Linked DNA regions of Homo sapiens: region 2 is linked to region 1. The links are chromatin loops, found by intact Hi-C in ENCODE. Cell type or tissue: endothelial cell of umbilical vein. All regions are shown on one strand. Each heading gives the region's core, and the rest is flanking DNA. Links, peaks and the distances in the headings are about the cores only.

What was found. Hi-C counts contacts between places; a loop is a spot of excess contacts. Peaks named below come from ENCODE experiments on the same cell type or tissue, not always from the same donor. Only the 100,000 strongest peaks of a DNase experiment are listed, where the experiment ranks them.
Region 2: a loop joins it to region 1, with 9 times the contacts of the local background. A loop is called at or near these places in 5 of 110 quality-filtered maps.

Annotation. Positions count from the first base shown.
Region 1 is chr2:45,641,016-45,646,398 of GRCh38, forward strand. No RefSeq gene overlaps it. Among named protein-coding and RNA genes, the nearest start is that of PRKCE, 8.0 kb to the right of the region's middle. RefSeq lists a silencer at 2,722-2,931. In endothelial cell of umbilical vein, for the core only: a CTCF peak has its summit at 2,803 (motif pointing right); a DNase peak (open chromatin) is centred at 2,826; H3K4me3 peaks cover 579 bases; H3K27ac peaks cover 203 bases.
Region 2 is chr2:45,582,563-45,587,945 of GRCh38, forward strand. It overlaps SRBD1 (S1 RNA binding domain 1), which reads right to left. Exons shown (of 21, transcript NM_018079.5): 5 at 3,046-3,212. Among named protein-coding and RNA genes, the nearest start is that of SRBD1, 26 kb to the right of the region's middle. In endothelial cell of umbilical vein, for the core only: a CTCF peak has its summit at 2,876; a DNase peak (open chromatin) is centred at 2,879.

The DNA.
Region 1 (5,383 bases), core at 318-5,317:
GTCAGCCTACCCTAATTCATACAGATCATGATAGCCCGTGGGTTTTGCCACTTCCAGGAAGCCCATGTGACCTCTGCCTTCTTTCTACCGTCTTTATCTCGATCAAATGCTACCTTATAGTGCTATTTAATCATTTCATGGGAATAGTAACTAAAATTTAAACAAGGGGCTCTCATCTTTCTTTTCAATTTTATGCCATGCCTAGCAAAGTGCTGTCCCCAAAGAGATGTTTAAAAATCATTGGATTAAATCTTTAGGTTCACCCCTCTGTGTATTTAGTAGGAAGTTACTCCAGCAGGAATGTCCATTCTTTTTCTCTACCTCTGAACTTCTAGCATCTTGTCTATGCCCATTGTCCACCTCTCTTCTTCCACAGGGACTTTCCTTACCACTTTAGGCCTCAGTGATCTATCTTTCCTTCCCTCAAAGTCACAGCACCTTGTGGTCACTCACCTGATGATTCATCAAGATAACTTTTACATTATTGTCTTAACAGTGTAACTATAACATAACATATATAACATATATGTAAATATAACATAACTTACATATAATTTACATATTACATAACACTAGCTGTGTTATATGTAAATATAACATAACTAATTCTGCAGTGTAACTATAACATAATGATGCATTTAAAAGATGGGCAGAGGAAGAGGAGAAAAGAAACTGACAAGGAGACGTCAAGCAAGTAGGAAGAAAACTTGGAGAGTTCAGATGTCCTTGAAACTAGGAGAAGGGCTGGGCAGGTGACTCACGCTTGTAATCCCAGAACTTTGGGAGGCCGAGGTGGGCGGATCATGAGGTCAGGAGATCGAGACCATCCTGGCCAACATGGTGAAACCCCGTCTCTACCAAAAATACAAAAATTAGCCGGGCATGGTGGTGCTTGCCTGTAGTCCCAGCTACTCTGGAGGCTGAGGCGGGAGAATTGCTTGAACCCAGGAGGTGGAGGTTGCAGTGAGCTGAGATGGTGCCACTGCACTCCAGCCTGGGCAACAGAGCAAGACTCTGTCTCAAAACAAACAAACAAAAAAAGAAACTAGAAGAAGGGAGCATTTCAAGGCGAGAGGGGAGACAGCATCATTTGCGGCAAAGAAAGTGGTCAAATAAGGTACAGACCACAAAAATGAGTTTTAGCAGCATGGAAGTGAGAGATGTTTCAGTGAGCCCAATGATATGGGCTGAGGAGGGAGTGGGTAGTAAGAAAAGAAAATGGAGACTGAAAAATAACAACAAGGGACAGAGAGGAGAGGGTTAGGTGGTAGCTGGGCAGAAATGTGAGGTGAGGAAGGGTTACAATTTTTTTTAAAAGGGCTGAGACTTACTGAAGGAAAACAACCGGTAGAGGGAACGAGGGTGGAGAAGAGAAGTGAGGGGTGATCCACAGAGCAGAGTCCCTGGGAAGCAGGGCTGGGTGGTGCGGCCAGGAGACAGGTGGAGGCCTGAGCCCAGCCACCTGCTTCCATGATACCTGGTGGGATGGAGGAATGACATTCTTTCTTCCTTCCTAAGCTGTTGCCAGGTTTGGGGGCAAACCCAGCTGATGGCTTCTGTGTTTTTCAGAAAAGTAAGCCCAGCTATGTGCTGGGATGACGAGAAGCAGCCTCCAAGCAGGTCCTGACCTGCTCCCATGCCCAGCACCTCCCATCCTGGAGGCGATGCCTGCAGTGGGATTGTACGGCCACTTCCCACAACCCTCACCTCAGCTTCAGGAGCTGACCTGCAGCCTCGGGTTTGGGAAAATGCAGGGGTGGTCTCTGTGGTCTGTCTGAAGGCCCTTCGAATACCTTTACCTTCAAATTCTAGCTTCTTACAAACCTAGACCACAAATCCTTTATCTGTATTTTTCCTGAACCCAACTTGGATTTAACTGTCAAATAGATGGCCTGTGGCTCTAATGCAGCGATAAGAACAGAATTCTTCACTTTGAAAAGCCAAGTTGCTTTAAAAAAAAGTTGGGGGGCACAGTTTTGGCATACACCGAGTGACTGCATTTGACCTCCGCCTGCCTGGGGCATGTGGATAACGGCAGTGGTCCCATGCCGTGTGGTCTTCCTCTTGGCTTATCCCCCTAGCTCGCTGTTGTCCTAGTGGCCATGTACTATGTGCAGGACACTTTCATAGTCCGTTCATCCACAGAGCAGTCCTAGCCTCTTCTAATCTCCACTTAAGAGCCAATGAAGCTTCCAGAGCGCAGGTAACTTAAGTCACACAGCTTGAATTAGACTGGACAATGAGCCACCTTTCCACCGTGGCTGCACTGTGACCCTGGGTCAAACGGCCTCATGACCAGCCCCCTCCACGCCTGTCCCCTTCTTGCCCGGGTCTGCCGCCTTTTCTGCTCCGGGGCCTTAGGAATTCTCCTGGGACTGTGGCTCCCCTCTAACTCCCCTCCCTCCCAGTTGCTTTCTGTTCTGCTGTTCTTGTGGGTCTCTGTTCTCCTGGCTCCAGGCCTAACGGCCGCCCCCTCCAACCTTGGCCTTGGGAAGTCTCTTGGGGCGGAGAAGAGAGGGGCTGCCTCCTGGCCCCCACCCTGCGACCCTTCGTCCCCCGCTAAGCCGGGATGGCAGGCGGACTCGCCGGACCCCTTTTTAGACCCAAGGCTCTCTTCGCCTCTCCATCCGGCTCCGGCCGGGGTGGGGTGACCTGAGGGACCCGGTAGCCGACGACAGAGAAACTAGACCGGCCAGGACGTAGAAGGGTCGCTTCCCCCAGGCTGGTCCGGGGCTGAGCGGGGCACCACAGGGAGCGGAGACAGCGGAGGCGGTGAGAGCCTCGGGAGCCACTGGGGCGAGCGCGCCAGCGTCCACCAGAGGGCGCTGTCGGCTCGCGGAGTGGGGCGCGGGCGGCCTGGAGCCCCCCGGTGCGGCCCGGCATCAGAGCGCGCAGCGACTTTGTCACTGCAGGCTTGCCGGGTGGGTTGCAGAAGAGAGAAGAGACCCACCCATCCTCAAGGCACTCATTTGGGCAAGAAGGGAAGAGACCCACAAGAAGACTATTTCACACTCTTCTCATTTCAAATGTGTATAGAGCACAAAGTTGCATTTACCATGTCCAAGATACCGAGCAGCACCAACATGAGTCATCCTGGGTCTCCAAATTTAAAGACCTCTAGGGAAGTGGCAGGATCAAAGACAGGTACCAAAGAACTATACTACAGTATATTAGGGAGAGGCAGGAACTCCAACGAGACGTGAGGAAGAAGCGGTAGGAGAGTTGAGGGAGGAGTTACAGCTTCAGCTAGGGGATGAGGCCCGGTGCATGGAGGACTTGGGCCTTAAAGTGGGACAGATTCGCAGCTTTCCAACACATGTGTTGCAACAGAACCCGTGGATTTAAGCAGTTCTGGTTACACATTCTGTTACACGCAAATGCTTATCAGTGACAAAAGGCAATATTCCTTGCCCTTTAGCCCCAGCTTGTTGATCCTGAAAGGTAAATTAGAAATAAAAATGGATTCACCAAATATCCAGAATGTGCTAGAGATATATAACCTAGTCTGAACAATCAGATCAGTCATTCTGCTAATTGGTAAAATATCCACAGGGGAGCCTGGGAGACAGCTGTTAAACTTGGTTACAGGTAGCATCAAACCATCCGCCAAAAATACCTCAATAATTCTATTGGTATTGGGAGAGGAGACACAAAAATATAGAAGTTGAAGAACAACAAAGTCTTTCAGTCTTTTTGTTTTAAAGACTCTTATTACCAAACAACTTAAGGAAGAACTCTATCAACATCATAGTTCCCTTGAGAATTATGTTATTATAGTATAGATTATTATTGAAAGAATTATTATATTGCACTGTGCTAAGGCTAGTTTAATTTGGAGCCAATAAATTAAAACAAATCTAGACCTTAGGTTTATAAAAATGTTTCCAAGGAATTAAAATGTAATTGACATGATTATCATTAAATAGTGCTGCCTTGGTTCCGGCATGGCAATGTAGAAAGAACAGTCAATGTATAAGGTATAAGATTTGGGTCTAGACCTCTAGGTAGTGTTTTGGGGTTTTTTTTTCTGTTTTTTTTTTTTTTTTTTTTTTTGGCAAGTCAGTTAACTTCTCTAGGTATCAGTTTCCTCATTTAATAGAGGAATTTAATAACAATAAAGAATATAGTCTGGGCGCAGTGTCTCATGCCTGTAATCCCAGCACTTTGGGAGGCTGAGACAGGTGGATCACTTGAGGTCAGGAGTTTGAGACCAGCCTGGCCAATATGGTGAAACCCTGTCTGTACTAAAAAAAAATACAAAAATTAGCTGGGCATGGTGGTGTGTGCCTATAATCTCAGTTACTTAGGAGGCTGAGGCAGGAGAATTGCTTGAATCTGGGAGGTTGAGGTTGCAGCAGTGAGACGAGATTGTGTGCCACCGCACTGCAGCCTGGGTGACAAAGCAAGACTCCATTTCAAAAACTTAATTAATTAATTAAACAAACCAAGTGATCCCTCAAATCCCACAGAGTTTAACAAGTAAGTCTTCTCAGTTCTGTTGGGCCCAAATGCCTCCTTTGTGCTGCCGTGGTTCTAAAGTGGCTTTAAGGAACTGCACGTCCCATGAGGTGTTAAGCATATAACGGGGAGGGGAAAGGAGCTTGGATGGCTGCTGGTTCTGATATTAGGCAGGATTCTCCATGTCATCTGGAGTCTTCTGTATGCAGTGGCCCAGAGCAAAAGGGAGGGAGGACGGTCAAACAGTCTGACTCTTACTGTGATTATTGCTACCCTAAGTTCCTATAGTGCTTTCTGAGTGGGCTGATTATTTGTTATTTATTGTGTGCCACCTTGAATTACCTTTCTGCACCTGTCATTTGAGAATAGTGTCTATGGCAGTCTTCAGTGCTATTCACCAAACATTCCATGCTCCTTGACAGTACAGATGGTAGAACTTCCCAGACCCTGTGGTTGGGGAAGGCGGGATCTGAGACTGGTTCTAGCTAACAATTAGTGGGCACAAATGATATTTAGCACTTCCAGATGGATTTTTTTGGGTGGGGGGCAGGTGGGGGACAGGGTCTGGCTCTGTTGCCTAGGCTGAAGTGCAGTGTCACAATCTTGGCTCACTGCAGCCTCCTCAAGCAATTCTCCCACCTCAGCCTCCCAGGTAGCAGGGATTACAGGCACCCGTCACCATGCTCAGCTATGTTTTTTTAATTTAATTTAATTTTATTTTATTTTGTAGAGATGAGGTTTTGCTACCCAGGGCCTCCCAAAATGCTGGGATTACAGGCATGAGCCACCAGGTGGACTATTTAATTGCCTGTGTAAGACCCTCCAGACATCCTTTTTCTCTCTGCCCATGACCAGCCATGTTCCAGATGGTAACTTTTTAGCCAGCCTGGATCCAGAAGTGAGAATGACGCTAATGGGAAGCAGA
Region 2 (5,383 bases), core at 215-5,214, 59 kb before region 1:
ATTTATATCACTATAGATTTAATGGTTTTTTATTTTACTTAGTGCTACAATCCATTGCTATCATTTATCTTAATGTTCAAATTTTTCCAGATTTGGCCAAAAGTAACCCCTTCAAGCTAGCTTCTGTGTCCTTTTGACATGTATCTGTCATTCTGCGAGCACTTCCTTATTCTCTGGCATATGATATTTCAGGCTTATCTTCTAGTTTCCCTGCCCCAGCCCTGGAATCAGAAGAATGATACTTAAAAACCAAGGTATAGGTACTAGATATGCTCATTGCTACTGGAGTATCACTGCTCAGGATGGGCACACCTAGCACCCATAATTGGTTTCCAAATACCATTCCCCACTAAAAAGAACCAGGATTCCATGTAGAAAAGTTGATTCCAGGAATCAATTTACAGGGATCACTAAACAACTAACGACAAAAGGAAGGGTGGGCACAGTAGTTCCCCCACTTTACAACAGGTTTTCACTGTGAATATACAATCCTGTTGTTACAGTTAATGCTTCTCATCCTATTGTATTACCTCCTATTTATAGAATCTGCCTAATAATGGTATTGCTAAAATGATGGGCAAAAGTTAGAGATGATAATATGATTTATTCAAAATGATCGATGGAAAAGAAAATTAAATCTACTTGTAAATTAAAAAAAAAAAACTAAAGGCAGAAGACTATAAATTAAAGAGAAGAATATAAATTAAAAAGAAGAATATGCAGTACTTAGATTACAACCTGTATGTCTTCTATAGTCATGGTAGCCCAAGACTGTTTTCAAGGGCTAAAGCCTACCAGGTCATTTTAACAAAAAGCCAATTCCTTTTGTCCTATTAGCCTGCATATAAGGAAGAAGAGAATTATCTTTAGAGAAAAATACAGAAAACTTTTCTTACTATCCAGAATCATACTCTTTAATTCACTTTTCAACAGTGAATTTAAAAATGTTTTACGTTGCAACCCAGTATACATACATATAGATGCTACATAATTGAAACATTTCATGAAACAATATTTGCCTTTACCACATAAATGTACTCTTGTATTTTCTATTCACTATTTCATTTTTTAAGTGGTATGACTTATTAAATTGGTTTTACTTCTCATGTAGGGGTAGCAATTAACAAATTGAAAATCAATGCTCTAGTTATAGAAAATGCTGAGCTCAAGAAAAAATAAAGATCATATCTCATTACCAGAAAGAAATTTCTGTATTATAGAAAAAGATCTCTTAAGTTCCAGTCAATGCCCCCACTTACTTCAAGGAATATTCACTCCTCTACTAATATTCAATGTATTCCCCTATTCATAGAAACCCAGAGAATGGAATTCTTTTGCAATAGAAGGGTTTTTTAAAGAAAAAGAAAATAATAATATTCTTGATATACAGCTCCTATTTGTCTCCCATACAACCAAATATTGTTAGACTACCCTTTAATTTTTTAAGCAAGCTTTTCTTGCTTGTGAGGCTTTCTCCAATTTCAGATCCAAAACCCTCAGACTTTCTTAATTACCTTGCCTTCAACCAAACAGAAAGCTTACTTCAGAATTTGCAAACTGCTGGCCTTCTAGGTGTGGTCAAGAGTGGTTTTGTTTGGCCTAGAAATTTGTTACGTAAAAACTCAAATTACCAGCTTCTTTTCAGAAACAGGAAGAACCAGCAAACTGGGCAGACAACCCTGCATGACAGTAATCTACTGGAGACGAGCAAGGGTTGCCCCTCTTAGACAGGGTTTGTAATCTCCAATTCTTATTCCCCATGCTTGATTATCCTAGCCTGGCTCTGGAACATTTGCATCTGAGACTATTTGATTTAGTCATTTATATTTTTACATTGGCAAATTGATTCTGCCTCTCAATGAAGTATAACTTTCCACATATTAGCACTTTAATTCTCCTGACACTAAAAGAACGTCAAGAGGTAGAAAAGTGAGATGCAAGTTCCCCCAAAATAACAGAAAGCTTGTCAAGCTTGTTATAAAAATTACCCTTAATACTTTTAAAATGGCTTCATAGTAGAATGATAATCCAATTTTAATCAGATCTTTTTTGTACACTTGAAGAATGTACACATTAACACAGTGCCCATGGGAGACATGCAATAAATGCATAAGCAGTGAAGTGTTTTAATAAACCCTATCGAATAATATGGTCAGTCTTGTAGTCTTTGTACACATATTTCTCAGTTATTAGCAGTGAGTCCAGAGGCATAATTTTTTTAAAAAGGTACTTTCCATTCTGTAACCATACAAAACTTACAATCCACTATTGTTAAATTACCATAACCATTAAAAGTATGGGAAAAAGGCTGGGCATGGTGGCTCAAGCCTATCATCTCAGCACTTTGGGAGGCCAAGGCGGGTGGATCACTTAAGGCCAAGAGTTCAAAATCAGCCTGGCCAACATGGCAAAACCCTGTCTCTACTAAAAATACAAAATTAGTGGGGCGTGGTGGCGCATTCCTGTAATCTCAGCTACTCGGGAGGCTGAGGCAGGAGAGTCGCCTGAGCCTGGGATACAGAGATTGTAGTGAGCTGAGATTGCACCACTGCACTTCAGCCCAGGCGACAGAGCAAGACTCTGTCTCCGAAAAAAAAAAAAGATGGGAAAAGGAAATATACATATTTCCTACCAAACTCTATACTGCCAAAGAACTCTCCACTTAGGAACTTTATGAAATTAAAAGGACAGATTTATGTGAGTGGTTAAAAGAGTTAGAATAAAATGTACTTTCTGAGTTTCCTGCTGGCAGTCCTAATTTTGCCATTATGCCCAACCTTTTCTATGAAAGAAGATGACAGTCAAACTCTGAGGCACACACTTTTACTGCAAATGACCTTTTTGCTAATACATGCTCAAGCTATGCATAAACACACCAGCAGAGGGACTCCATACACTCGCTAAATAAAGAGGACTATATCCAGATTACAATAATTCAAGGAAACAAAATGTTGAAATTGTCAAATATACCGTCATTCACTTTCTCACTGTTCCTCATTGGCCTTTTCCCCTTACACTAGGCTTATTCTTTTTTAGGTTTCTTACCGTAGCTCTTCTAGGGTTTGCTGAACTTCTCTCAAGGAATCAGCATCAAGGTTATTAATGAGCTCTTTTCTATAACGTATAATGAAGGGAATTGTGTTATCATCATTAAAGAGACGAATGATGTTGGCACAAACCCAAGGTTCAATATTAGTTCTCTCAGATAAAACCTGCAAATTAAAGATACTTAGTGATTTAAAATGCTGAAAATTAAACATCTATATCATGTATAATTTAAAACATAGTATCAAATAATGTTCTCCAGTGACTTAGAAACTACTTGCTATAGTTTTTTAAAAAAAAGAAAGCCATATAAAATACATGTATCCATTGACAATCATAATGGTAAAATAGCCATTTCACAAATTCAATAAAATCTAATCCAAACCACTGTATCATTCAAATTCCAGTGTTCAATGAGGGCACTTTTTAATGATGCAATGATATACTTTTCATCTCTCATATTGGTAGCAAAGCAAGGAGTTGGTAACTCACTTTGTCAGCATGAGAGCAAAGGAAAGCCATTTTTAGTCATTGCTAGTGAGCAATTTGGCAATATCTATGAAAATTTACAATGCATAAACAAACTTTGGCCCAGCAGCAATTCTACTACTGGAAATTTATCATAACATATACATGCCTCTAGAAAATATTATTTATAATAATTTTTTTTTGAAGAACTGTCCCTAGCAGAGTAAAGGTGAGCAAAAACCTAAGTTTACAATGGAGGAACTGGAAAATATGTTATGCCCATACTAAATACCATGCAAGCATTTAAGAATCTGAGGCAGCTCTATATGAACTAATATGAAATGATTCACAAGATCTGGAAATAAAAAGGTAATTGGTTGGGTGAGGGTTAGAGTTGGAAGACCCTTCTATATCTTTTGAATTTTGTATCATGCACAAATACAACATCTTCAAGCTAATTAATTACTTTTTAATTTTTTTATTTTTTTGAGACAGTGTCTCGCTCTTTCACCCAGGCTGGAGTGCAGTGGCACAACTGTGATTCAATGCAACCTTGAACTCGCAGGCTCAACTGATCCTCCAGCCTCAGCCTCCAAATAGCTGGGACTACAAGCCACGCCATCACACCTGGCTAATTTTTTTTTTTTTATTAGTGGAAATGAGGTCTTACTACATTGCCCAAGCTGGTCTCAAATACCTGGGCCCAAGCAATCCTCCCGTCTCAGCCTCCGAAAGTGCTGGGATTACTGGCATGAACCACCGAAACAGGCAATTAATTATTTTTTAAAATATTTGTTTTAAAATATTATTTATTTAAAATCATTGGTATTTTAAATATTTAATTATTTTAAATTATAAATATTAAAATATTTAAAATTATTTTAAATTATAAATATTAAAATATTTAAAATTATTTTAAATATTTAATTATTTTAAATTATAAATATTAAAATATTTAAAAATTTTTAAATATTTAATTATTTTAAATTATAAATATTAAAATATTTAAAATTTTTTAAATATTTAATTATTTTAAAATATAATTATTAAAATATTTAAAATTTTTTAAATATTTAATTATTTTAAATTATAAATATTAAAATATTTAAAAATTTTTAAATATTTAATTATTTTAAAATATTATAAATATTAAGATATTTGAAATTATTTTAAATACATATTAAAATTGATGTTAATTATAATATTAAAATACTAATATTTACAATAATATTAAAAGATGATTAATTATTTAAATATTTAATTATTTTTAAGTCTACAGGTTTTAGCAAAATGTACAGTTAAACAGAAAAGTTTACAAAAGTCAGCCCGGAAAAGAGAAAGAATAAAATCCAATTTTAGTAGCTTCCCAAACCCTAAGCAGCTCTTTCAAAGTAAAGAACAAAAGGAGTACGTTTTATTATTATTTCAACCCTGAATGCCCAAGATCTGACAGAAACTGGGGTAAAAAACAGGGAAAATTTATTAAAGAATTATCGTAATCAACTGATTATCAAAATCAAGTCCAGATACATAACAGACTGAATTTCAAGACTACATATGAAATAAATGGCTAAACTCCAGAGACTATAGAGGATATCTCATTCTCGGGGCACATTAAATCCTGAGGTCTACATCTTATCACCCATTCTGATGGATTAATGCCAATTCTGACAAGAAAGCCAATTTCACATTTCTATCCCTGACTCTCTTTCACATGAGCTCTAGACTCATTTAGCTAACTATTTTGACACATTCTCTTGGAAATCTAATGGGCATCTCAAACCTTGCATTTCCAAAGTTATCTTCTTCTCAAACTTATTTCTCCTCTACTTTTACCCATATTATGCTATTCAAATGGCAATTCAACCCA